Regions from separate parts of the Homo sapiens genome. Here region 2 is linked to region 1. A link is a contact called in ENCODE Hi-C or POLR2A ChIA-PET data. All regions are on one chromosome and are shown on one strand. The core of a region is the stretch at or near the end of the contact, and the rest is flanking DNA. Distances in the headings are between cores, read along the strand shown.

Evidence for each region. A loop is a pair of places that touch in the nucleus more often than their neighbours do. ChIA-PET counts read pairs that join two places held with the same protein, here RNA polymerase II (POLR2A). Pooled maps may share reads with other maps.
Region 2: a map of heart right ventricle shows a loop between it and region 1 (7-fold over the local background). The contact joins two enhancer-like sites. A Hi-C loop is called at or near these places in 3 of 168 maps with a recorded cell type or tissue (heart right ventricle, sciatic nerve and tibial artery) and 1 of 50 pooled maps. POLR2A ChIA-PET finds 5 or more read pairs at or near these places in 1 of 52 experiments (activated B cell).

What each region holds. Positions count from the first base shown.
Region 1 is chr1:83,638,138-83,643,363 of GRCh38, reverse strand. The region is part of intron 2 of LINC01725 (long intergenic non-protein coding RNA 1725); the gene reads left to right. Among named protein-coding and RNA genes, the nearest start is that of LINC01712, 190 kb to the right of the region's middle. Within about 2 kb of position 1,368, at least 4 of the 41 ENCODE cell types and tissues checked have a DNase peak (open chromatin) inside an H3K27ac peak, as active enhancers do; they include heart right ventricle, where a contact is called at or near this core.
Region 2 is chr1:83,691,628-83,696,667 of GRCh38, reverse strand. The region is part of intron 2 of LINC01725 (long intergenic non-protein coding RNA 1725); the gene reads left to right. Among named protein-coding and RNA genes, the nearest start is that of LINC01725, 170 kb to the left of the region's middle. RefSeq lists enhancers at 3,326-3,861, 3,862-4,396. Within about 2 kb of position 3,592, at least 7 of the 41 ENCODE cell types and tissues checked have a DNase peak (open chromatin) inside an H3K27ac peak, as active enhancers do; they include heart right ventricle, where a contact is called at or near this core.

The DNA of each region.
Region 1 (5,226 bases), core at 119-2,618:
CAATATAGCAAAATCTCATCTCTTCAAAAATTTTATTAAAATTAGCCAGATGTAGTGGTGCATGCCTGTAGTTCCAGCTACTTGGGAGGCTGGGGTGGGAGGATCACTTGAGCCTCAAGGCTGCAGTGAGCTATAATGACACCACTGCATTCCTGCTTGGACAACAGAGAAAGACCCTGTCTTAAATAAATAAATAAATAGGGAAGGATGGTAATATGGTAGACAAGATCTACAAATATCTTTGTGGTTTTAATAACAAACACAATTCAGTAAGATGAATGTAAAGTTCTGTCCATGGGCCTCAAAGCCCAATGTTATGAAGTGGAGGCTATAGCAAGACCACTCCAAATTAACCCAGGAAAGAACTTTCTAAGAATCAGAGCTATTGTCTGGAAACGGAACAGACCATCCTAGGAGAGAATGTATTGTCCTCCCTGGCACTTTCTAGAGGAGGCTGAGCAGCTACCTGGCATGGCTAATGTGAAGGCGCTCTCCCTCCCTCTCCTCCCTGCCCCTGGATGCAGACTGGAAAGGGGAACCTGCCAGAACCTGCCAGTCCAGGCAGTCCATCACTCAAGGATAGAGGATGAGGAAGGTTACAAGGGTGTGGAAATTGCTCAGCCCTGGGGTCAGAAGAAAAGCTGGATTCTCAATAGGCAAGATAAGCGTAGACTCGGAGCACCAGCACACTAGGGGGTGTCTAATGATAGGAGAAACTATTTCTGAAAGCATGTGACATGAAATACTTCCAAAAACATATTTTAAGTTAACCCTAGTGGGAAAAAATCAGTGTTATACTACCTCATTAGACTGTTTAATGTTTTGTACTGAATGACATACTGGTGGACACCACAATCCTTTTAGAGTTTACTAGACTCTCTGAAGGCCTTAACCGGGACCTAATTAGGAAATGGTTCCTTTTGGTTCACTGTGTACTTTGGGCTTCAGTTTCCTTTTCTTAAAAAGTATGAGTTTGGCTAGATAATCATTCAGATGCTATGATGGCTAAGTTGCTTTGCATTATTTTTCCTTCCTTTCTGCATCACCCTGCTGAGGAGATGAGCCTGCCCTCACAAACCCTTCATCTCCATGGTCTGCAGCCACTTCTTAGGCCTGGCCCAGACGCCTCCAGCCTGTGGTGAGAGAGTAGGCTTGCCTGGTTCTGCCAATCCTCTAGGTCACACTAGACATTTTCGTTCATATTAAAAAATAAATCTGGAGTTGTTTAACATTCCCAGGCTGGTCGTGTAAGTGTGTGTGTGTCTGTGTGTGTGTGTTTATGTGTATGTGCACAACACGCAAAACTTGAAAGCAGAGAGTTTCAGCTGGCCCAGAACCTGCCATTTCCATCCAGCTGTTGGCCTTGTGCCTCACAACAAGCTCACAGCCCACATGAACAGTTCCTGTGAAATATGCCCTGTTATTTTACCCAGGCAATAAGATTCCCAACAGCTGTGGGGAACATCTTTTGACCCAACAACAGACAAATAAGATTCTTCATCTGGTTGGAGACTGAAGGCTGGAGTGCGTGAAACAATACTGAGACCTTTTAAGAGAATCAGTGTCACCCAGTTAATTACTAGAAAAAATACAATTCTCCTGCCAAGATTCTGCATAGGATACAAAGGTTTTTATTTTATATATCATTCTTCAGCCACGATGTTCCTTTCTCATGAAAGTCACAAATTTACTGAAGTCATGACTCGAAAGAAAGGAGAGCAGGATTGTAATTACCACTTTTCAGCTTCTGGAATGTCATCTTAAGTAAACAAGCAATATTTTAGGCAGGACTGCCGTTACCAAACTTTCAGTTTCAAATGATTAAGAGGAGGATGTGGGAGGCAGGAGAAAGAGGTGTGGCTTTTGTCTCTGCTTTTGTTCTGCTGCTATCCCTGGGATGTTAGGGAAGACAGTCAGGGGCCCTGTTCATCAGCTTGCCCAAGACAGGCCACGGGATTTATTTTATCAGTGAGCCTTGTTGTATTTGAGCAGCCTCCACCTAAAGAGGAGCATTTACTACTTGGCTCTTTAAACAATGTGTGATAGTGAATATACGGCTTGCAGCTTTTTATCCATATCCATGTTTTCCACCTCGCCCACGTTTTTGAAGATCCAGCTGAGTGAAATGTTTGTACTTGCTGACTGGTTGAACTCAAACAGGGCATCAGGATTTTCTGACTGGGACCAGAGACTGTCAAGCTAATTTGAAAGGGTGCTATTCAAAAAATACAAATACATTTGAACAAGTATTTTTAGATTTTCATTGGAGACTTGTCTCATCTTTCTTCAAGAGTCTTGATTCAATTAAAAAAACAAAAACAAAAAACTCCACCTGGCTCCTATCTGTCAAAACCAGGCTTATTGTTACTTTACAATATTATCATACTTACCAGTTGTTTTTGGCTTTCAAGCTGTTCAGCATCTGAGCACAAAAATTCATTGTATAATCCACATAACCTCTTTATATTTTGAAGACTCAAAGGCAACAAAATGAGCTTATACACTTTTACTCTTAATTGTGTATCAAGTTTTGTCACTTTCAGAATAATGTCACAGTAAATCTGAGATGATATTCTCAGAAGCTTGTTATTTGGAATCACATGGTATTTTTCAGTAATTATGCAAATTAATAAAGTAAGACAATCTTATTTAGAAGCAATTCACAATGATAAATGAAAAATAAAACACAAGCATAGTTAAACTCAATTCTCATTTTTACAAGCCATGTCTTATCGTATTACTGAACTGAAGCACAGGCTTTCATTGTGAAATGCTGTATTTGTAACAAGTAAGATTATCTATTAAAATTAAGCATTAAAGGTTATATTCTTTGCTCTTTCTTTATGCAGCTTGAGAATGTAATGTATTCCTCAAATTGCTACCATATTGTTTCAGAAATGCTTATCAATGTGAAGTGTCATTCAATTTCATGGAGTCTTCTGTTCCCATTCCTTCAACCGTAAACCAAACAAGAAAACAGATGTGTGATTGCAGATCTTTTAAGTACTGTAACAACTTTCAAAAAGATGTGGCTTTCCCCCACATGCCAAATAATTTTGCTTATTATTAATTTTTTTAAACATTACCCTACTTATTGCAGTTAGCTGCTTTCTTTGACTAGAAGAGGCATTAGCCAAAACTGTAGCAAGAAAATTTGTCTTCAGAACTACCCATCTCCTCTTGCCTTTCAGGGACTTTCTCCTCTCCCTCTCTCTTCCATCTTAAGGAGCTCCATGCTATCTCCTCTGCCCTCCTACCTATTGAAGACAGTGTCTAGGAAAAAAGCTTATATTGCTGGTGTACGTGGAGAATTAGAAACTCTACGTTGGAAGGGATTCTAGAGGCTTATGCCATTTGCTTTCATCACTTCAAAGACAGAGGTCACTGTTTTTCCACTATTGTTGCATTCTGTTGGAGTTTTTTGTTGTTTGTTTTGTTGTTGTCGTTTGTTGGTTTTTTAGAATACTCTTTCTTTTGGTGAGCTAAAATCTGCTTCCTTTTACTTTTTAATCATTGACCTTAATTTGCCCTCTGGGGTAATACAGAACAAATCTAACTACCTTTTCCACTTGAGAGCTTTTCAAATATCTGAAGAGAGTAACCATGTCTTTCCTTTGCCTTCTTTCAGTCAAATTAATCATTCCCAGTTCTTCCATTTGACATGGTTTCCAGATTCTGCCAAGCATTTCCCCACTCTGCTACCACCCATCCTATCTCCAACAGTGAACACACTCTAATTTCCCAAATGCTCTAAAATATGGTATCCAGGACTAACCATGACATGCCTAGGTTCTTTAAGTGACATGGGGATGGCAAATGAGCTATAATTTGGTATCTACACTTCTTTAAAGCAGTCTACCAAACTCCTCAGCTTTCTCTCACTTAATGTTTTTAAGATCTACTGTGTGTCCGGTATGGCATTGTAGACACAATAGTGAACAAGATCCAGTCCTTGCCCTTGAAGAATCTGTAATCAGCATCTAGTCATGTAAACAAATAATGACAATGTGGAGTGAACACACAAGATAACCCTATGTGTAAGGTATAGGAGTACAGAGGTAACAATGATTACCTCTGTGTGGGGTTGCTGAGGAAGAAGTACTGAACAGGAGTTTGATTGCTGCTAACCCTGGTCTTTCCTACCAATAGTAGATGTTCAATTGTAAGAGTGCATTTTCTCTGCAGCTGTGCGATGACAGGCTTTATTGATTGTTAATGAAATTTCAGGGCTGCCTCATCAGTGACTCTCAAATTTCAACTCCACCTTCTTTGAGGTTTGACCAGCAATCCTAACAGCCTGTAATTCCAAAGGCAACAGAAACAGATCTGGTAGTTGGTATCATTTTGTTACTTAAAAGGTCTAGAATTTACACTTGAAATAACCTTTTCAGGTGGAACCAGCATTCTGCCAGTGATCATTAGTCTTATTTCTCCAAAAGATGATAACCAGGACTTAAATCCACACGTCTAACCATGTCCTTAAAGATACACAACCAGATGCCACTTCAGGAAAAATGCACACATTAGATTTATAACAAAGACTTTGTTGCCAAATTTTGTCCCAGTTTCTTACCCAGTAAATTAGGTGGCTGTTAATAACTTTCTGACCTTTCTTACCTAAGGCTACAACTGGAGATAAACAGGTAACCTCATCATTCCTTTAGTGGGCTCTTCATAGAAAGCAGAAATCAGTTCTATACATATCTTACTGTATCACTTCTGTTGATTTTCAGTTTCTTCATTCTTCCCATTAAATTTCAAGCCCTTTACATGGTGGTCCATTTTGTTCTCGGTTCATATTATAACTGTTCCTTGTTCATGAATGGTAGGGTATGGGTGTGGAGGGAAGGTTAATGGGAGATTGAGGGTAGAGGGAATGGGTGGTGGGAAGAAGGTGGGGAGGTGTAGAGAGGCCTTAAGACTTTCTTGAGGGTAAATGTCATGTCTAACAACATGATTGCAACTCAGTATATTTCCCAGGAAACGATTCTGGGATTACAACCCAGTTTATTTCCCAGGGAGCAGGAAAATTTTGCTTGCTCTGCTTGAGAAAGACTAGGCTTTATGAGGCACCATGGGAGAAAATCCTGGTTGGCTGGCTTTCAAATGAAACCAGAAGTATGGTTTACTTCTTTTGCAGGTGCTAGGGCTGACAGAATGTAGATGACCATCCGATCAAAAACAAAGAGATAAACACGAACACCACTTACCTCTGCAATCATGATC
Region 2 (5,040 bases), core at 2,343-4,842, 51 kb before region 1:
GGGCCAAAGAGTTTTTTTTTTTTTTTCAATTTCTGGGACTGTTTTAATCTGTTCTTATGGTGGAGGCATCTACATTTTAAAAGTCATTTATTATCATTTCTACTGGAGTCCAAACTTACTGCATCATTAAGTATGATCCAGTTCACTGGTCCAAAATGAACCAATAACAGAGCCTAGAGCAAGCTTTGTGCACAGTTCCTGTTCCTCATTATTCTCTCTTTCCTCATTGGTCTGGGGACTCCTTCTAAGGTATGGGTTGCAGATAAAAGGTATTTGGGATTCATAAAAATGAAGTACATGAGAGGCATACAAGCAAGACTTTTGGTCACAGACATCGGCTTCAATCAAGCTAAAAAACCTGCCCCAAATTAATAACCAGAATCAAATGCAAGGAAGAAAAGGCAAATAAGTTTGGATGAAGTCCTATCTGACCCTTTATTAAAAATACGAAACAAGCAGAATCTTTTCAAAAGATCCCAGAGTGGGCAACCTTCACCTAGATGTGTTTTTGTCAGATGCCAGTATTCTTAGGTATGTTTCTAAGTATGATAAGGCTGGATCATGAGTAGAAACAAGGAAGGACTTGCCCCTCAGGGGAGGCATCAAATTCTGGAGGGTCTGCAGGGGCACTGGCTAGCCCACATTGGGTCTACCAAACATTGACATCAGCTTTTGTATCCAGGGTGAATCTGGCATGGGCTTCATCATGCCCATTTTCAAAAGAATCTTATCCATGCATATTCCAATGTAAGAAACTCCTTCACAGCACGACCCTAATTTTCTCACCACCATGGGAGTTTTAAGAAAAGTTAGGTCTAGACAATGTTATTGTAAACTCCTCATGTACTAGAGATAATTTACATTTCCATACAAATTTACTGAAAGCAACCTAATCAAGGGCAGCCAGTATTGAATCATTTCTGCTTCCTCCTTTTTTCTCCCCTGCAAATGTTTCTGTGACACTAAGTTGTCCTATTTGATAGGCAATTTGCTTCTGTGCGGTGTTGCCATTAGCACTTGTCTCCATGATTCTTCTTCTCCCTCAAGGGGCTTTTACACCAGAGTTCAAATCTGTGGCAAAGCACAAGCTGCAACTCTAATGCTCAGTAAGATATGCAAAAAAAAAAAAAAGTTGGAATGCCATTGAAAAACTAGGACATGGCTATCTTTGTATTGAGTTTATTTAGGGAGAAAAACTGAATTCTGTCACTGCTGCAGTTTGTGGATGCTTTATCTCATGTAATCGCCAAGGAATTAATGTGATTTAATAGCCACAACAATAAATATAGCCTTGACAAGGTGATTATCCCATAAGACTAAAATCATGGTACAGCATAAATCAATACCAGCCCTAAGTATGTCTCCAAAAGGGGTATATATTTCTACATTCACTGCTAGATGTTGAACTAATTTTGGAATTAGAAGCTGTATGAAATGCAAAAGCTATTTTTCTAAGTGAAAAATTACAGAATATGTATGATGATCACTCAGAATATATATTGCTCATAAAATGAGTAGAAGGAAAGTAGTCAAACTTTTAAAGCTAGTTCAAGTACAAATCTCTGTTCCTAAGGACATGCTTCTCTCCACTCCAAACCTACCTGGCTCAGCCCAAGTCCTCTGATTTTCCTGTCTCTGCCCCATTGTGGCCCATCAGCCCACCTGAGAGACTAACTTGACCTTCTCATGGGGACTAGCCCTTTCAGCCTTCTGTACTAAAGCAACCCAATTGATTCACCTGCTTGAGAGAGCTCTGGCTGGTGCAAAGGCCCCTTAAAATCTCCGTGGCTGGAGTTAAGTCATACAGAAAAAGAAGATATTGATCAGGAACAATTTGGCTTACCTCATCAGGAGAAGTTTCCCCAGAGACATGGGCACATCCAGGTTTTAAAGGGTATTAGCAATTCACAGCCCTCCTTTAACAAAGGTTAATCCTATTTTGAGCTGGCTTTTCTGGAAGTCTGGGTTCTGTGCCTTTCAACCAGTCCCTCCCTCCACAGAATCAGATGGGAACTTCCTTGGAGGTGAACTGCTTCTCAGCCTTCTCTGGTAGCCCTGTGCAGGCACAGGGAGATTCTCCTATGCCTGGCTCCACTGAGCTGAATAGCCCTGTGGATGCTACACCCCTCTCAACCTCCAGAGCAGCTCTTGCTTAGTGAAGAGTGCCCTAAAAAATACCATTTAAAGCCTTAATATATGAAGTGCCTTCTCTCAGAGCTGAGTTTCCCACTGCCAGATAAGTGCCGCCTTAACTACATTTTTGTGAAGTAGCTGCAGTGGCACTCAATAGCTGATTATGTTAATCCTTTAGGAATATTCGAGAAAATATCTGCCTCTTCTTCCTATAGGAGAGGAATCAAGATTTGATGCAGGTATCAAACACCTCACAGGCCTTCTAACTTATATGTTTGCAGTGTGCCAAATATTATATTTTCACTTTTCAATATTGTACATTTTTTCCTGCTTTGCTCCCATCCTCTGTAGTGCACACAAAGATTTCCTTAGTCACGAAGGATTAAGTAATTCACCTCTGAAAAATCCTTTTAAAGCATTGGTGTCTGTCTTGAAAATTGCTTCCCCTCCCTGTCTAAAAAAAAAAAAAAAAACGGAACAAAGAACCGTGTTAATCTTTTGATAACTGACTCTATTTTTTACCGGAATTTCTTTTGTGATTATTTAATACGTCTCTAGTTAATTTCAAACAGTTTCCGTTTTCAGCACACATCCCTAATCAGAGACAAGTTGTCCAAGCAGCAGGGCTGGGGAGGGCTGTTTTGGCGGAAACAAAACCCTAACACAATAATGAATACAGCCCAAGCACACTGTTCAAAAATGAAATTGGCATTATTTATTTTGACAAAGAGACAAATGTACTGGTAGCTTCATTTACCACACAGAGCTCTTACAGAAAGTCTGTTCGAAAGAGACAGATAACTTCCCACTCTGATGGGCATATCAGTAGGAATTTTATTTGTGTCTTCCTGTAAATGCAGGAGAGCTTAGCTATTGATGAGTTTAATTCTACAGGCACCAGCGGTTTGTATTTAGCCTGAGAAATAGCATTAGCGAGTTCATCTGATGGGCCCGATAGGCTTAGCTGTGCTGCGGACAGGCAGGGTACAATGTGATTACACGCTCATTCTGGAATCTCTTCCCCTCCTCACCCCCCCACCCCCCTTCTTTTCACAAATGCAGAGAAATCAACAGATGTACACTACTTCCTTCATTATTCAGGCTAATACTTGCAACTATTGATTCAGTCAGTGCTGTCGAGGTTGTAAAAATCTGTATTAACACATGGGTTAAACGGAAAAATATTTATTTAATGCTTTTGTTTACTCTTCTGCCTGCTTCTGACACTGGGAAACACACAGGGACAGGAGAGGCCCCAGCCGGGCTCTGTGTGGCTTCTCCTTGGGTTAATCACATTTCACACGTCCCCATTTCTGGCAGATGCAGCACCTGACCTCCCCTTTGTCCGTCTCTGGATGAAAGTGTGAGGCTCCATAATTTCCCTCAGGCACAAAAACAGTTTGCTTTCCTGCTGGAGGTGAAAGTGACTCCCAGAGCAGGCACAGCTGGGGCTTTTATCTACCCTTCAGCCAGTGCCGGGTGGCTGAGCTCTTTCACTTTGCATGAAAATAAAGCTGAGATTGGAGCTGCTGAATTTGGCTCTTCACAAAATGGGGGGCAGGGGTGGGGGTGAAAGGAACCTTGGGGGCTTGGTTCACCAAGTAGGAATTAGGTTGGGTGTCAAGCGGGCTGCTTGGGAAGGAGGTGACAAGTGCTCCCGACAGGGACCACGCTGAGCCGCTAAAGCAATTGAAGCCAATGAGACGTTCTTTGCAGGAGTGAAAGTGTGGGCACAGCTGTGAGAGCTGCAGGAACTGCCTTAAGGGTAGGAGGTGGAAGGGACAGGTCTGTGACAGGAACTTGCAGGAGCTCACTTACCACGGGCACTGCTCACCCCAGACAGCTCCGGTGATTTATCTGAGAGGCATTTCCCTCCCCTTTTCCTTCCCCACTGTTTTAAATGCTCAGTAGCTGGCTGACCCTTGCTCTCCATGGGTCTGCCTGCTGTGAAGTCAGTGGCCGTTCTCTGTGGGACTGAAGTCAGCAGATCCATTAGGTTGACTAATGGTGATGGAAAGATCCGTGGCCATTTGGGTTAGGGTAACATTTATGTTTGGACCCTATGATTACTGGCAGGCTACTGGGTTGTTTGGGAAATGTTCTGGGAGCTGGGGCTGTGGAGAACCTGCCTGAAAGAGTGCAGGGATGAGAGGCAAACCATGACAGGGAATGAGCCCAAGTGGCAGCTCATGTTGGAGATGGTGCCGAGTGGCAGCCGCTTGTAGGCACCTGGCAGCAGAAGGCTATGTCCTAAGGTGTTCTACCGACATCTACCAGAGCAGCTGGCGCCTGGTGGAAGGCAGATGGTGTTGGATCCCCCAAGTGTCGCTGTCTAGCAAGATGCCATGTCCACTGATTAAAAATAATTAAACATTCCTTCCTCCGGTGAAGGAGAATGGCACGCACACCAGGCAGGGAGGTTGACAATGGCATTACACAGCAAGACATGGCAGCAGCAGTGAGTGCCCAGGGTAGCAGGTGCGTCTGGCTTGGAGAAGGAGGGGTGGGAGTGGGGGTCCCAGGTTAGCAATGACAGCAGAAAGAGTTAGTGAGGATGCATATGCATGAGAGATGCATGAATGGGATCATGTTGGATGACTTTCTACTGTTCATCCGCGTTTATGGAGAATGTTTTCCAATTTCTGAATGGAAACAATGAATTTTATATTCATGACCCAATCAATATGCACTGATCACCTAATACATGTTTTTATACTAGGTGCCATGGACAGAATACATTAATAGATGGTGTTGTCTATGTCTTCATTGTACTTACTTTAGTTGAATTTAGTCACTTATTTCTCCATACATATGGTTTTTCTTCTGCAGTTTGATGAAAGGTTTGAACATACCTTCAGTTTAACAGTTTGATGGAAAGAGTTTGATGAAAGAGTTGAACGTACTGAT